2 separate regions of the Homo sapiens genome follow, and region 1 is linked to region 2. A link is a contact called in ENCODE Hi-C or POLR2A ChIA-PET data. All regions are on one chromosome and are shown on one strand. Each heading gives the region's core, a stretch centred on a gene start or an enhancer-like site at or near the end of the contact. The rest is flanking DNA. Distances are from core to core; before and after follow the strand shown. Region 1 has its middle 4.8 kb from the start of LINC00696. Region 2 overlaps POC1A (POC1 centriolar protein A).

Region 1 (6,568 bases), core at 1,166-3,665, 52 kb after region 2:
GCACTCCAGCCTGGGGGACAGAGCAAATCTCCGTCTCAAAAACAAACAACAAAAACAAAACAGGACAGAGACTGCCTCCACCAAGCCAGGGGGTCAATGTGTATCACCATGCTGAGGGCAGAGCTGGGGGTGGGGTGGGTGCCAAGGCTCTCACCTGGGGCCTGAGTTCTTCTTGAGTTCCTTTTCTTGCTCATGCGAGGCTTGACTCAGGACCTCACTGCTCTGAGTGAGAATCTGGTGGGAGGGAAACGGGGTCCTAGGCAGCTGTGACTGCTGTGGGCATTGTCCCTCTAGCCTCAGTTCTGTACCCTCACCCCCTCCCCGTGGAGATGCTGCAGGCCCCCTGAGCTACACACCACACTGCCTGGGAGTGTAGGGCCCTCACAGGCAGCAAGGAGTGTGGGGCCTGGGTGGGCTTGAGGTGGCTTGGCGAGGTGTGGGGGCCACATGATGGAGCTTTCTTGCAGAATCTCCCTAAGCGACGCTCTGCCAGCCCTACCCGATGGCTCCCTGTAGCTGGGGCTGCTACTGATCCCCCACTCTTGCTGCCAAGCACAAAAGCAGCCCTTCTGGAAATGCAAATGGCTCGGCTCAGCCGTCATCTCTCCTAATTTTGGATTTGGTAACTGAGCTCTCAGAAACCAAATTGCAGGAATCTCTTTTGTGTTAGGAAGATGAAGTTAGTTTAGCATTTTTGTCAGTAAGTGCATATCAGCAGCAATTCCCCATCGTTTGCCTCCCCAGCGCCTTCATGCCCTAATTTTCCCAATGTGAAATAAAAGAATAGATGTCTGTGATTTAAACTGCAGCCTGCTGCCTACCATTGTCCAGTTTCTGTGGGTTCCTGGGATAAACCTGCACTTCCTGCTGGAGAAGCTGAGAGGTGGCTGAGATGACCAAGGCAGGCAGCTTGCAGGTAGAAGCCATCAAGTCCAGCCCCGGCCTGTGGCAAGGCTTTCCGCCTCTCACCCAAGTCACCACACCCTGGGAGCGCCTGACAGGCTGTGTCGAGGGGTTGCCACAGGCTTGTGGCCACCTAGTCACCCACTTCAGAGACTCAGGTAGCACATGCCAGCCTGCTGTGGGAACTCTGCCATCCTGCCACCCAGCACAGTCCTTGGCCTTCTGTCCTGTGATTTGATTGCCACAGCATCATGACTTCTCAGTGGTGGGTGGGCGGGGGGGTGCTCTGTGGGGCAAGGGCAAAGTGGTGAGGTCAGGAGGCCCCCAACCCATGGCCCAGGTCCAAACCCTCGCTCTCTCCGACTAGTTCTGTGACCTTTTTGGGCCTCTATACAATAGTGCTTGTGTCATTGGGCACTCACTACAGTGGCTGGTGCAAGTTAAGTGCGGTTAGTGTGTGACCATTGGTGTTATCCCACCACTGGCCTGGCGAGTCAGGCCCCTTCCCTGAAACTTGGCCCCATGTGCCAGTGGGGATGGTGGGGGGGCTCGTGGTCCCAGGGTCCCTCTGGCTTTGTAATGTTAGGCAGCTAGAGTTCTCATCTCCTGATCCCATGGCCCCTGCCATGGGTGTCCCCGGTGGTGAGAAGGGATTGGGCCCCTCCCCACCCGAGAAGGCAAGCACTCTAAGGCTATCTCTTCTGCTGTCACTAAGGCCACCTCTGGGGAGAGCACAGGCTTGAGGGTGGGTGTTTGTGATTGCCCCGAATCCTGGAAGTCCAGCCCACTGAATAAGCGAGGGCATGGTGAGTCACACTGGTCCTGTCACCCCAGTGCCCTGTCATTAACCTCATTTCCGAAATGATTTGCTTGAGATGGGCCCCTGATGGCTCCAAATTTAATTGGTGTGTGGTCATTTAAGGGGGAGCAGAATCTCCCTAGAGAACCCTTGGGGGTTCTCTCCTTACCACCCCTGTTCTGCCCGCCCAGGCTGCTGAGGAAACCACACGTGCTAAGGCAGCGGTGGCAGGCCAGGAGGTCCTGGTGCCCTGGGGCATGGCTCCACTTCCTGTGAGCATTGCCGTCCTGGAACAGGGCCTCTTCCCATTGCCTGGTAGGCTCAGCCTGCCCCAGCCAGGCCGCCCTGGCACCCTGGGTTCTCTCGCTCGGCCACTGTGGGGAGTGCCTCCCTAGAAGATTCACCCTGCCTCCGTGACCCATGGGGCCCCCACGGCCATGCTCAAGACGAGGCTGAAGCCAGCCCATAGAGCCTGCAGGAAAGTCATTAGGAAGCGCATCCCGTGCCAACCTCTCCTCCTGCCAGGAGCTACCCGTGTGGAAACACTCTCCCAAGAACCTATTTATAGAGCAAGGCCAGTAGTTGTTTTCACTTTAGGTGAGGCCATCTAGAGCCCTGTCCGCCTGGAGTGCTGCTTGCGGCAGACACTTCTGCCCCTGCCGGCTCTCTCCTGCCACCCATGAGAAATCGGAATGCTGGTACGAGGAACATTGGCAGGAAAGGAAGTGATATCTTGCTACAGCTTCCTTTTCTCAGCCCTAGGCTTCTCTTTTAGGCACCAGCGTGTGTTCCTGAAAGTGGGACTTTGGCATCTTTTGTGGGTACCCAGTGGGCAGAGGCCTGGCCTGCAGAAGCCAAGGCCCATGCTGAGCAGTGTCACTCAGCCACACATACTGACGCCAGCCCTTGTCCGTCTCCATGCTTCCCAGCTTGGCATCTGGACTCAACTTTGAAGTCAGGACTGACTTCAGAGACATGGGCGGCCTGAGCACCTGGGCCCACATTTATCCAGCCCATGTCGTCTTGGTCTCCAGCCTGTCTGAGGCCATATGTGCCCTGCAGATGCCCTACCCACCTGGTATCTTCTTCCAGACCTCTGCCCTCCCTGGCTAGGCTTGGGCAGGGTCCTTGCCTTGACCTGGAAGTTCTCTCTAGAACCATCCAGCTCCCTCAGAAGTTCCCATGGTGCCCACGCCACCTCTACACTGGGCCCCTCAAACTCTGACCCCAGCCACAGCCACCCCAAAGACATGTCCTCGTGCCCAAGGTTGGAATGGGAGTGCTAGCCATGCTCTCTAGGGCCATCACATCCCCCCTCTCCACCCCAGCTCAGGTCCCAGAACCTCCCTCCTAAGACAACTTGCGCCTGGATTTGTTCCTCAGAAGCCTCTGAAACTTGAAGCAAGAGAAGCAATGTAATTAGTCCTCCCTGGCCCTCCAGGCAGCAGCACTCATGCGCCTGCTAACTGGAAACAGAAGGTACTTTCTGTTGCAGAGGCCAGCAATGGCCCATATCTAGGCTGCTGCCCTGAGCCGCCTTGGCTGAAACTGTGAAGCTGACCTGTGCTCCCAGGACTGCCTCTGCTTCTTGGGGTTGGGTCCAGCTCCCCAGGTAATTACAGTGTGTCCAGGAATAGGGCCACTGTGAAGCCCCACCGTGGCCCTTTGAGAGGTATCCCAAAATCTCCTGTTGGGGATAAATGCCTCTGGTTTAGGGGAGTCTCAGTTCCATGGTCCCCTCTGGTGGGGGATGGAAGCCTCAGGCTGGGACAGGTCAGGTGAGCATACCTCCAGCCGCCCCACCTTCAGGCCTCCCCACCTCTTAGGCCATCTGGAGCGAGACCCTCAAGGAGCCAAGACCTGCTGAGATGTTGCCTGCTCACTTCCTACCTTGTCTCCCACTTCTGCCCCCAGCCCACCCCATCTGTTCTCAACACAGTAGCCAGTCTGCTGAGATGCAAGAGTAAAAAGTAAGAACACGTGTAAAAGAGCTCATGCCATCACTGCACAACCTCGCAAGCAGTTCCCAGCCTCCTCCAAGTACAGGCCACAGGAGTGCTCCCCACACATGAGGCCTGCTCGGTTTTGCCCACCTCTACCCCCTGTCTCTTGCCCCCCTCCCCTCATTCTTCTCTAGCCACACCTGCCTTCTCACTGTTCCTTGGACACACCAGGCACATTCCAGCCCCAGGGCCTTTGCACCTGCTGTTCCTGCTGCTGGGAATACTCTGACTTCACCTCTCTGTGCCTCGGCCTCCTCATCTATAACATGGGGTAAGAGCAAAAGTGACCCCATAAGACTGCTGGGAAGACTTGCTGAGACAATACACACAAAGCACTAAGAGCTGGCACTGTCCCTGCTGGGCTGCAATCGGTGGCCCAGGGAGATGGGTGGGAATGGGAGCGGATTACCAGCTGGCTACAAGGCCCACTCCAGGATCAGCCTCAGCTGCTCGGCTGGGCCAACCTGGGGCTCAATCAGGGCTCCTGGGAGTGGGAGCCATTGTGCCCTGTAAGGCCCTTGGACTTTGCTCAGTAACTGCCATGGGTCTTGCTCACTGGATACCCCACCCCACGTGCCCGCGTGACTCCTGCACAGCCTTTTCCTACTGAGGCTTCCAACCACCAGGCCAAGCCAGGTGCCTCGCCCAGCCCTATAGGACAGGGTGCGAGAGTGGGGCCGCCTCTCTGCCGGTTGCTGGCTCAGAGAGGCAGAGGTGGTGTCAGGGCTGGAGGGATCGGTGGCCTCGAGGCACCATGGCCTCTCGCGTAGGGTGCAGGTGGCTGGGCTGGATTCAAATGTGCATCTCACTGTTGGCTGGCCGATGAGATGTGGGGTGGCTTTCTCATGCCCCCACAGACCCTCCCACCCACCTAGTTCTATCCTGCCCCGGCTAGTGGCTCCGAACCCCAGCCAAGCAGAGCCAGGGATTTGGGCTTTTTCTGTCTGAAGGAGAGGAGTGGGCCTCTAAGGGGCCTCTCCCACCACTCCCGCAGCAGACCACTGGCCTGGGGGCCTCCTGCAGGGGCCTGTGTGCCTGGCAGCCAACCTCGCTGGGGATGAGCACCAGAACGCCTGGGGATAAAGTCTTCTCCTCCCACCTCCTGCTCCCTTCCTCCCTCTCCCTTCCTCCTGCCTTTCTTCCTCCTCCTCCACAAACACATGTTTCCAATTCCCTCTCAGGCCCCCTCTCCCCTCCCCAGCCCCTTCCCATTTCCTCTCTGAGGCATCCACTAGCATGTGGAACTCATTAGGAGACCCTCAGGGCTCGTAACCCAACTCTGGCCCAGGCTTGGGGAGGGGGCCCTGTCCGCAGCCCCCATGCTGAGCCACAGCGGCTTCCCCACATCTGGCCCCTGTCTGGCCCTGTGCAGTTACAGGCTGGAAAGCACAAGGAGCCAGCCGGTGCCGGTGGAGGAAGCATGGCCTGGCGGCCAGCTCATCTCACTGCTCTCCTCTCCAGCCACGTCCCGGCGCCTGGTGAGACATCTTAGCCCCAGCAGCTGGGCCAGGGTGGTTTCTGATCCCACCGGGGCAGCTGGACCTGTGTGTGAAAAGCAGATCCCAGGGCCACTTGAGCAGGCCCAAGGGTATGGGGTTCTGAGTGATGAACTCGATGGCCCTCAGCTTTCCATCTGAAAAATGGGAAGGGAAGTCCAGGGAAGAGAATATGGTACGTAGAACAGCCACCAGGCAACAGAGTTCCACATCCTCCCTGGAGGACACAGTGAAGGCCCGGTTCCATGGGCTGTTAGCGGAGGTTATGCAAAACAAACTGGTGCTATTGTCACCAGGATTTGGGAAATGCCAGGATGAACAAAGTAAAGACAACCACTTCCCTGAAGGATTGTCAGAGCCTTTAATACACTCCCATGCAGTGCAGCCACTGGGCCATAGAGTTCATGGTGTTTCCAGACATTTGACCACATGGTCCTTTTTATTGCAGCATACCTGGCAGGCCTGGGATTCTACAGAACCCACTTTAGAAAATGGTACAGAAAGAACAGTGAGGAGGCAGTAAGGATGGGTCAAAATCCCACAACAGGAAAAGCTCCCTGAGTGTCCCATCAGGAATTGTTACCTGCTGGGTCTGAGCAAAGGGTAGGAATTGATGGGGGTGACAGCAAAGGATGGGTGAGCAGGAGCCAGCGGGGGCTGGTGGGACCTCACTTGAGCCAGCTGGGTCCTGGTGACCCAGAGTTTCTCCCTACGCTGATGTTTCTTCCCCGTGGGAGAAGAGCAGGTGAGTGGGCCGGCATGGGTGCAGAGGCTGGCAGGCAGGGCCTTCCCCAGGAGATGGGACCTGCACGGGCAGGCCCAGGGTGTTGGGAGTGTCCACACTACTCTCCTACTGCGACATCAGCCTTGGGATGGGCAGCCCCTGGCTCTAGGCTTGGACGAGCTCCTTTGTCCCCATTTCCCTATGGGGGCCAGCCTCTCTGCTTAGAGCCCCGTCTGCCCACACTGCCTGGCACAGCTGCTCACAGGCCCCCTCTCATCCCTTTGCTCCAGGGGGCTTCCCACACGGAGTCCTTGACTACCCCTAGGTCCTCTCTCTACTTTCTGGGCACAAAGAGGTTGAGCAGAAGGCAGGACCAGGCTCTTTACATAGCTCATCTGCTGCCTTGCAACACTCTTGCCTGGTAGACTGAAGCCCCATTTTATAGACCAGCGGTCCTCAACCTTTTTGGCACCGGGGACCAGTTTCGTGGAAGACAATTTTTCCATGGACTTGGGCTGGAGGCATGGTTTCGGGATGAAACTGTTCCACCTCAGATCATAGGCATTAGATTCTCATATGGCGCATGCAACCTAGATCCCTCTCATTCGCTGTCCACAATAGGGTTCGCGCTGCTATGAGAATC
Region 2 (7,258 bases), core at 2,351-4,850:
GATGTTTGGGTCCTGAGGCCATGCCCATATATATGAATTAATGCCATTCTTGCAGGAGTGGGTTTGTTACCATGGGGTGGGTTTCTTATAAAAGGATGACTTTGGCCCGCTTTTCTTTGTCACCCTCTCTTTGCCCTTCTGCCGTGGGATGACTCAGCAAGAAGGCCCTTGCCAGATGCTGGCCCCCGATCTTGGACTTCCCAGCCTCTGGAACTGTGAGCCAATACATTTCTGCTCATTATGAATTACTTAGTCTCAGATATTCCATTATAGCAACAGAAGTGGACTAAGGCAAAGGGTCACCGCACAGACTGTCCTTTCAGGATTCAGTGGGTAAATGCAGGTGCTGTGCTCTGAGCGCCTGAGTGCTCGGTGTTCACCAGTGTTGTACTTGCTTTTTTCGTCAGAGGTGTTATGAGCACCTCTGAGAGGAAGAGCCGAAGGTGGACTCTGGAAGCATGGGTGGGCATACTCCCTGCTGTCCAGTGTGTCTGAGGCTGAATGGCACCTCTCAACCTGCCTGTCTCTCTGGGAGACAAAAGCTGCCTTCCTCCATGGCCTCGAGGTCCCTTTTCCCTCCCAGAACTTGGCTGGTCTTTTCTGGCATTAAGTGGAAGGCGCCTCCCAATGTTCCTCTCATTGATGAGTCAGCTGTAGATGTGCTGCCAGAGCCCATCTCATGGGCAGTTGGGGCTCTTGCCGCTCCCTGCACTGGTCTGGGGGGACTGAGGTGGACTTGGTGACAGTGGCTGTGCTGTCTTCTAGGAGAGAACCTCTTTTATCTGATTTTGCTTGGGAATACCAGGTACTGGCCACAGTAAAAGTTCGACTGGGAGGAAGAGATGGTGGTGGCTGTGGTCATGGTGTCGTAGCTAAACAGATCCTTACTCTGAGCACCTTTCTGGGATGGATTTTAGGTATGTGGGGAAGAACCCTCCTTTGCTAGGAGATCATGCATCCCCCATCTCCCCCGCCCTGGACTGCTCTCCAGCCCTTGGAGTGCGGCCTGGCGTGTGCCTGGCATTCCCCTTCAGATGGTCACGCAGACCTTCAACATCTGGGAAGCCAGAGTGGGCACATCACTACCCATGGCCTGAACATAAGAAAAGTGAATGCACATTAGAGAGACGTGTCACATTGCTCTGCTGCCCAAGCACCTTTGGAAACCTCCTTCCTGTCACCTGTGCCTTGAACTATGCCCTGTCTGCTTGAGCCATTGGCTCTTCCTTGGAGATCCCTATTTCTCTGGTCAGCAACTGTGCAGTGTTGGGGAGATGTTGGGTGTTAGGGTTGGTCTGGGTCAAAGGGACCAAGTTCTGGTCTCAGTGCTGTGGCTGGGGTGACTCAGTGCATCTCTCTGACCTGTGGTTTCTTACTGGGAAAGTGGGGACAATGAGGCCAGCCCTGGAGGGCTGCCAGTGCAGACTGTCCCATTCACTCATCTCTGTCACCCACATTCTCATAGCCTGGACTTGTCCCTGTTGTAGTGCTCAGGAACAGAAGCCTGAGCGGTGGTGCTTGCACCTGGCTGCAGGCAGGCTCCTGGGCTACAGGTTACGGAGGACTGTGGGCTGAGTGGGCTCTCGGTCCTTTATCCTGCTGCTGCTTTCATTCAAGAACGTCTCGTTTTCTTCCTGTGCATTTAGAATGGAGAATGACCTTTGATGTGTGTTATTTTTTGTTTGTTCTGCCAGGGACCAGCCACCACTGTTGCCTTTTCAAGAACGGGGGAGTATTTTGCTTCTGGAGGCTCTGATGAACAAGTAAGTAAAGAGTAGTCGAATGGAATGGTGAAGAAGGGAATCTGAGCTGATTTCTGCTCAGAACCAAACAGGGTGTTTGGGGGATGGGCTGGGTTTCGCCAGCTTCCTTGGTGGCTTTCAGCGACTAAAAAGGCCCTGATGGCGCTTGGGGTGGGGTTGCCCAGATCCAGGGGCCTTGCCACTCCAGAATGGGCCTCCTGCAGGTGCCGACCTCATGGCTGCATCTCAGAATCCTCACTGCTCAGGCTAGCGCTTAGTGGAAGGAGGCTGGGCTATGGTTGTCGTGAAAAGTTGGTTTTTTAGTTATTTTCCTGATTCCAAATAAATAGATAATGATTATTATTAATATGATCTTACTTTAGGCCTGGGAATATGGCCAATGTGACAAGAGCTTCATACCTCATTTAATTCTCGTGACATCTCCATGTGGGAGATGAGGCCCTCTGATCTCCCCGTGCGGTAGATGAGGAAACTAAGTCCCAGCAGATGCTAGAGCTGGGGCAGGTACTGGGGCCTGTCTCACTTCAGAGTCATTCTCCTGCCCTGGGAGCCTCTGCTCTGTCATCTGCTGCTCTTTGCTCCCAGCCCCCTTGGACACTGTTTGAGGGGTCAGCATTTTCAGTATTTTTGGCTGCAGAGAGAGGACATTGTGAAGAGGTCCTATCCCACCTTGTCACCCTCTGCTCTGAGGCTTCAGCCTGTCAGCCCTGGTGCCTTGTGCCCTGACTGCTAACCACCAATGACCTGTCTCCTGGCAGGCACCCTGCTTCTGGGGCCTAGTCCAGACCCTGGCACTGGGGAGGCCAGGAGCACTGAAGAGTCTAACCATCAGCAGTCTTTCTCCAGTGTCCGCATGGTCCTCTTGTCCAGAGAACCACAGCCCCTGATGAGGAAAGGAGGAAAGGGTGGCTGTTCTGTGCCACTGTTGACCTGATGGATGGCCGAGAATGTTTATTCCACTACTGCCCAGTCTCTTAGTTCTGGCTGCTCAGCCTAGAAAAGTCCTATTGGCCTATACGAGTCCTGGTCTCAGCCAAATCTACCAATTTTGGTTGAGTCTCTTCCAGTAAGGCAGAGGGTAGTTGGAGGCTCTTTGACCACAGCCTGGGTTAGAGACAGCAGGCATCTTCCCACACCAGCACCAGTCCTGCTCTAGCAGACGAGGGAGGAGGAAGGCAAAAGTGACTCCTGAGCCTTCCCTGAGCGTGAAGCCTGGCTTATTGCTTAGAAGACAGGGAAACTGGTAACTTCACACAGTAAATAGAGTCATGGTAGAATCAAATGACATAGTAGGAGAGGCAGCCTGGTGGAAAGTAGGTCCAGCAGCGCTGCCATCAGCTCCCAGGCTTCCTGTTTAATATCTACTCTGAGCTTTTTCAGAGTGACATTGGCATTGTCTATTTGCATTCATGATAGCCACTCTACTGTTAGGAATTTATTCAGCAGTTAGATTTGCAGTGACATGAAGACCCTGTAAACAAGGGTGTGTGTGTGCTAACATTCTGTTTCTAAGGTGATATGTGCACGACCCTAGACGCCATCCATCTGGGAGAGGAAACAGTGGAGCTGCTCAGACAGTGGTGAGGAGCCTCCTGAAGAACGAGGCTCACAGCTGCGTCCTGACAGACAGGGATGGTGTCCAGGGCATATGGAGTGTTCATCTTGTGTGGATACGGTGGTTTTTCTGTGGCCTCAGGTGACCACTGGCCACACACTCCCCAGTTCTCTTGTGACACCCAAGCCAGCCATCCTGGAAGTGGCCCTGGAAGCACACCGTCATGCATGGCCAGCAGCCTCCAGCAGGGAGCGCTCTTGCTCCCCAGCCAGGTGCCTCCCTCAGCTGTGTTCAAGGAACCGAGGGACATGGTCCTGCTGATAGGAGGACACCTGGAATAGGATGTGTTTTTCATGGCTGAGTTAGCCTTGGGATGACGAGTGTGTTGCTGAGTACTTCCTGTGTGCCCGTGTCCACCAGGCTGTCTCCTGTGAGCCTCACAGCAGCCCCATGAGATGGGAACTAGGCTTATCCCAGTCTCGCAGATGCAGGAACTGAGGCACAAGGTTGAGTCCCTTGCCTTAGGCCATTCAGTAAGGAGTGTTCTGGCCTGGAGGCCATGTGTTAACCACTTCTCACAGTGTAACAGGCCAGGCCACCGCCCGCAGGAACTTCTATTTTAGTTCAGAGGCAGATGATAAACAATGAAAAGGGGATTAAATAACTCCCTACTCTGATGCTATGAAGGAAATAAATAGAGGGCTATGATAAACATTCACAGAAGGCCTCTCTGAGAAGGTGGTGCTGTTGAAGCAGACACTTCAGCCTGCGAAGCAGCCAACCCCATGAAGCTCGGGCCTGTGACACCCTAGGGAGGTGAACCAGCAAGTGCGAAGGCCTGGCGGTGCCACGCCGTGGTAGTCCATCCTGGTCACATCCAGGTCCTCTTGAGGCCTGTCCACAAAGCCTGCTCCCCAGGGAGGTGGGGTAGGTCCCGGAATTGAGTTGGGGTGTCAGGTGGGGACCACTATCCCACCATGGCTCAGAACTTTGGGCATGGCCTCTGAGCCCATTTCCTCAGTGAAGGACTGGCAAGGGGATTTTCTTCTCCTGACTTGGTGTGCCTGTTGGTTTTGGCAGGTGATGGTTTGGAAGAGTAACTTTGATATTGTTGATCATGGAGAAGTCACGAAAGTGCCGAGGCCCCCAGCCACACTGGCCAGCTCCATGGGGAATCTGGTAAGTGGCTTGGCAGGCATGTCCTGAGCTCTGTGACTCTGGTGGGCTAGGTCATGGTGAACAGCTCTGGGCTTGGAGACGGTGAGGGAGGAGGTTTAGGCCTGTCTCGGGAAAGGGACCCTAGCAAGATCTTCTCATTTACCAAATACTTTGGAAGTTGTGGTGCTTTGTTTTCCATCTAGAGTGAACGAATAAGACACAAAGAGGCTGTTACAGCAAGCTGCCGGGTGCCCCAGGCCTGTGCCATTTGGTGGGAGCGTGTTGCCATGGCATATGGTGCTGTTTGATTGAGGCCTTAGGAGACAAGGGACCCGTCCCATACTGAACCCTGGGTCACAGGACCCAAACGTGGGGCTCCTAGAGGGTTCAGGGCCTGAAGCCACAGCTGGGACAAGTGGGAAAGGCCCAGCCCTGTTGCTTTCACTTCCCTCCCTTTTTTTTTCTAACCATGGAGAGGAAGTTCCTCAGCCACAAACCATTTTTAGTACCTCTGTTCGTAAAAGAATATTCAGTGTTCCTGAATTTAAATAGTTAATATTTTTGATAAATATTTGGGGAAAAAAATTGATAACTGATACAGTCTCATTAAATAAGGTCATATTCAGCTTGGGCTGAAATAAATGTTAAAGCCGAGGTTGTGGAACCTTGAGGGTTTTAAGCTCCTATGGCCACAGGCTTTTTAGATGTCTCTCCGTTGGACCATACAGAGAGTGTGGCCTCCCCCACACGGATACTGGCCCAAACAACAGGAAGCGGCTCGCCCAAGGCCTCCAGCGAGTCAAGGCTGGGGCCCAGAATAGAACTAGGAAGCCTCCTGAGTCTATCCTGGGGCTTCTGTGGCTGCAGCAGATAGACCCTCCATCTCCCCACCCCAACACACACACATGCCCCCGTTTTGTGTCCTGGTCTGCCTCTAGGCATTGGCCCAGTTGGGATTTATGGTTTTTCTTACAAGGGTTGCTGTCCTGGCTGGTCTCTTGGCTGTCCTCTGTACTTGCTAATCTGTGGCCAGTTTTCAGCTTTTGGGTTTGTTGGGGGATGACTGGGCTGCATGATGCACTGCTTGCTGCCAGTTCATCTTCCACCCAGAAAGGCATTTCACACTGCAGGGTTGAGGCCCCCTGGGACTCAGCAGACCTCTAGGTCCCTGCCCTCTTTCCTGTGAATCCCTCTCTATTAGGCACTTCTGGTGAGCCATAGCCAAGGCCTTTTATGCTCGCTACCCTGTTTATTCCTTATCTCATCAGAATGAGTGGGTAAATATACTGCTCAATTCACAGATGAGACACCTGGGGCTTAGTCACCTTCCCCAGATGCCTGGACCTGGGGGCCCACCAGGCTGATGCCTCTGAGCAAAGCTAGAAACTACAGGTGGCAGAGGACTGCTGGCTGCTTTTCCCCATTTCAAGGGAGGGCCCTGACATCTGCCGCTTGGGAGTGGTTAATATCTACCAGCTGGGGGAGAATCCCATGTTCTTGTAGCTATTAGGAAAATAACTTGGATGAATTGCTTCTTGTTCCTTTGGTCCTGGCTCAGCAATGGAGTATGGAGCACCTTTGCTTCCCAGAGCTGTGGGTGGGGGATCCCAGCATGGCAGGATGGGGCATGAGTGGGTGAACAGCTCAGCAGTGCTTAGAGCAACCACTTGTTCCCATACTATCTACAGACTCACGTTGGAGTTGTAGTCACAGCTCTGCCCACTGGCCCTCACTGTGTGGGCCTCAAATAGGGGAAAGGATGTGGGTCCTGGGGTCAGAGAACTGGGTTTGAACCCTGGATGTGTGGCCCCAGGCAAAACACCTGGTCTTCCCAAACCAACATTTCCACATAGTACCTGAATACGCCCATAGGCAGGCTCTGATGAGAGCTTTGAGACCCCCACCAAGTGACTTGTTAATCCTAAAATCATTCTTGGTTCAGATCAGACCTCTTTCCTTATTTGTCATAAGCCCCTCTGAGACCCTGAGTGGATGTAAGTCCTCTTCCAGACACACTTTCACTGACACACACATGCCATGTGGTGTCAACCTTCAGGACTTCTCTAATCTGAGGACTCCCAGGCCAAGAGGAGAGCTAGGTTTTTAGTTTGTTTTGCCTTGTTTTATTGTGATACATATATATATATAACACAAAGTTTACCATTTTAACCATTTTAAGTGTGCAATTTGGTGGCATTAAATATATTCTCAGTGTTGTGCAACCATCACCGTCTATTTCCAGAAGATCTTCATCTTTCCAAACTGAGGAGAGCTACTTTTTATAACACTGTTCAGTAGTTCGGTTTTCTTCTGAGATAGGAAGGGAAGCTGATGAGTGTGCTCTCGCCCTTCTTGCCCAAGGGCTTCCCTGGCACCGAGACCGTATCTGGGGACTGGTTCTATGGCTGGCCAGAGTGACTCAACCCCATAGGGAGCCCAGGAGCACTGCAGCCATGTCTCAGGAGCTTGTGAGTCCGATGAGCCTCTGTCCCTCCAGCACTGTCCATGTACTGGCCTTCCCAATAACCCAGGGTTTCTCACCCTCAGCACTATTGATATCTTGGGCCAGATCATTCTTTGCTGTGGGGGGCTGTTTTGTGCATTGTGGGATATTTAGCAGCATCCTTGGCCTTTACTCACTAGATGCCAGTAGCATCTTCACCCTCCCACCAACCCAAGTTGTGACAACCAAAAATGTCTTCTAGGCCAGGCATGGTGGCCCACACCTGTAATCTCAGCACTTTGAGAGGCTGAGACTAGAGGATCGCTTGTGCCTAGGAGT

What was found. Hi-C counts contacts between places; a loop is a spot of excess contacts on that map. ChIA-PET counts read pairs that join two places held with the same protein, here RNA polymerase II (POLR2A). Pooled maps may share reads with other maps.
Region 1: a loop to region 2 is called in a map of gastrocnemius medialis, with 4 times the contacts of the local background. The contact joins two enhancer-like sites. A Hi-C loop is called at or near these places in 17 of 168 maps with a recorded cell type or tissue (CD14-positive monocyte, CD4-positive, alpha-beta memory T cell, Right ventricle myocardium inferior and 12 more), 3 of 37 single-sample maps with no recorded cell type and 11 of 50 pooled maps. POLR2A ChIA-PET finds 5 or more read pairs at or near these places in 3 of 52 experiments (activated CD4-positive, alpha-beta T cell, activated T-cell and common myeloid progenitor, CD34-positive).

What each region holds. Positions count from the first base shown.
Region 1 is chr3:52,066,675-52,073,242 of GRCh38, reverse strand. No RefSeq gene overlaps it. Among named protein-coding and RNA genes, the nearest start is that of LINC00696, 4.8 kb to the right of the region's middle. RefSeq lists enhancers at 2,021-2,522, 4,713-5,306. Within about 2 kb of position 2,415, at least 14 of the 41 ENCODE cell types and tissues checked have a DNase peak (open chromatin) inside an H3K27ac peak, as active enhancers do; they include CD14-positive monocyte, adrenal gland, gastrocnemius medialis and 1 more, where a contact is called at or near this core.
Region 2 is chr3:52,119,618-52,126,875 of GRCh38, reverse strand. POC1A (POC1 centriolar protein A) reads left to right here. Exons shown (of 11, transcript NM_015426.5): 8 at 1,695-1,763; 9 at 4,399-4,497. Among named protein-coding and RNA genes, the nearest start is that of POC1A, 31 kb to the left of the region's middle. RefSeq lists an enhancer at 5,129-5,423. Within about 2 kb of position 3,600, at least 11 of the 41 ENCODE cell types and tissues checked have a DNase peak (open chromatin) inside an H3K27ac peak, as active enhancers do; they include CD14-positive monocyte, adrenal gland, gastrocnemius medialis and 1 more, where a contact is called at or near this core.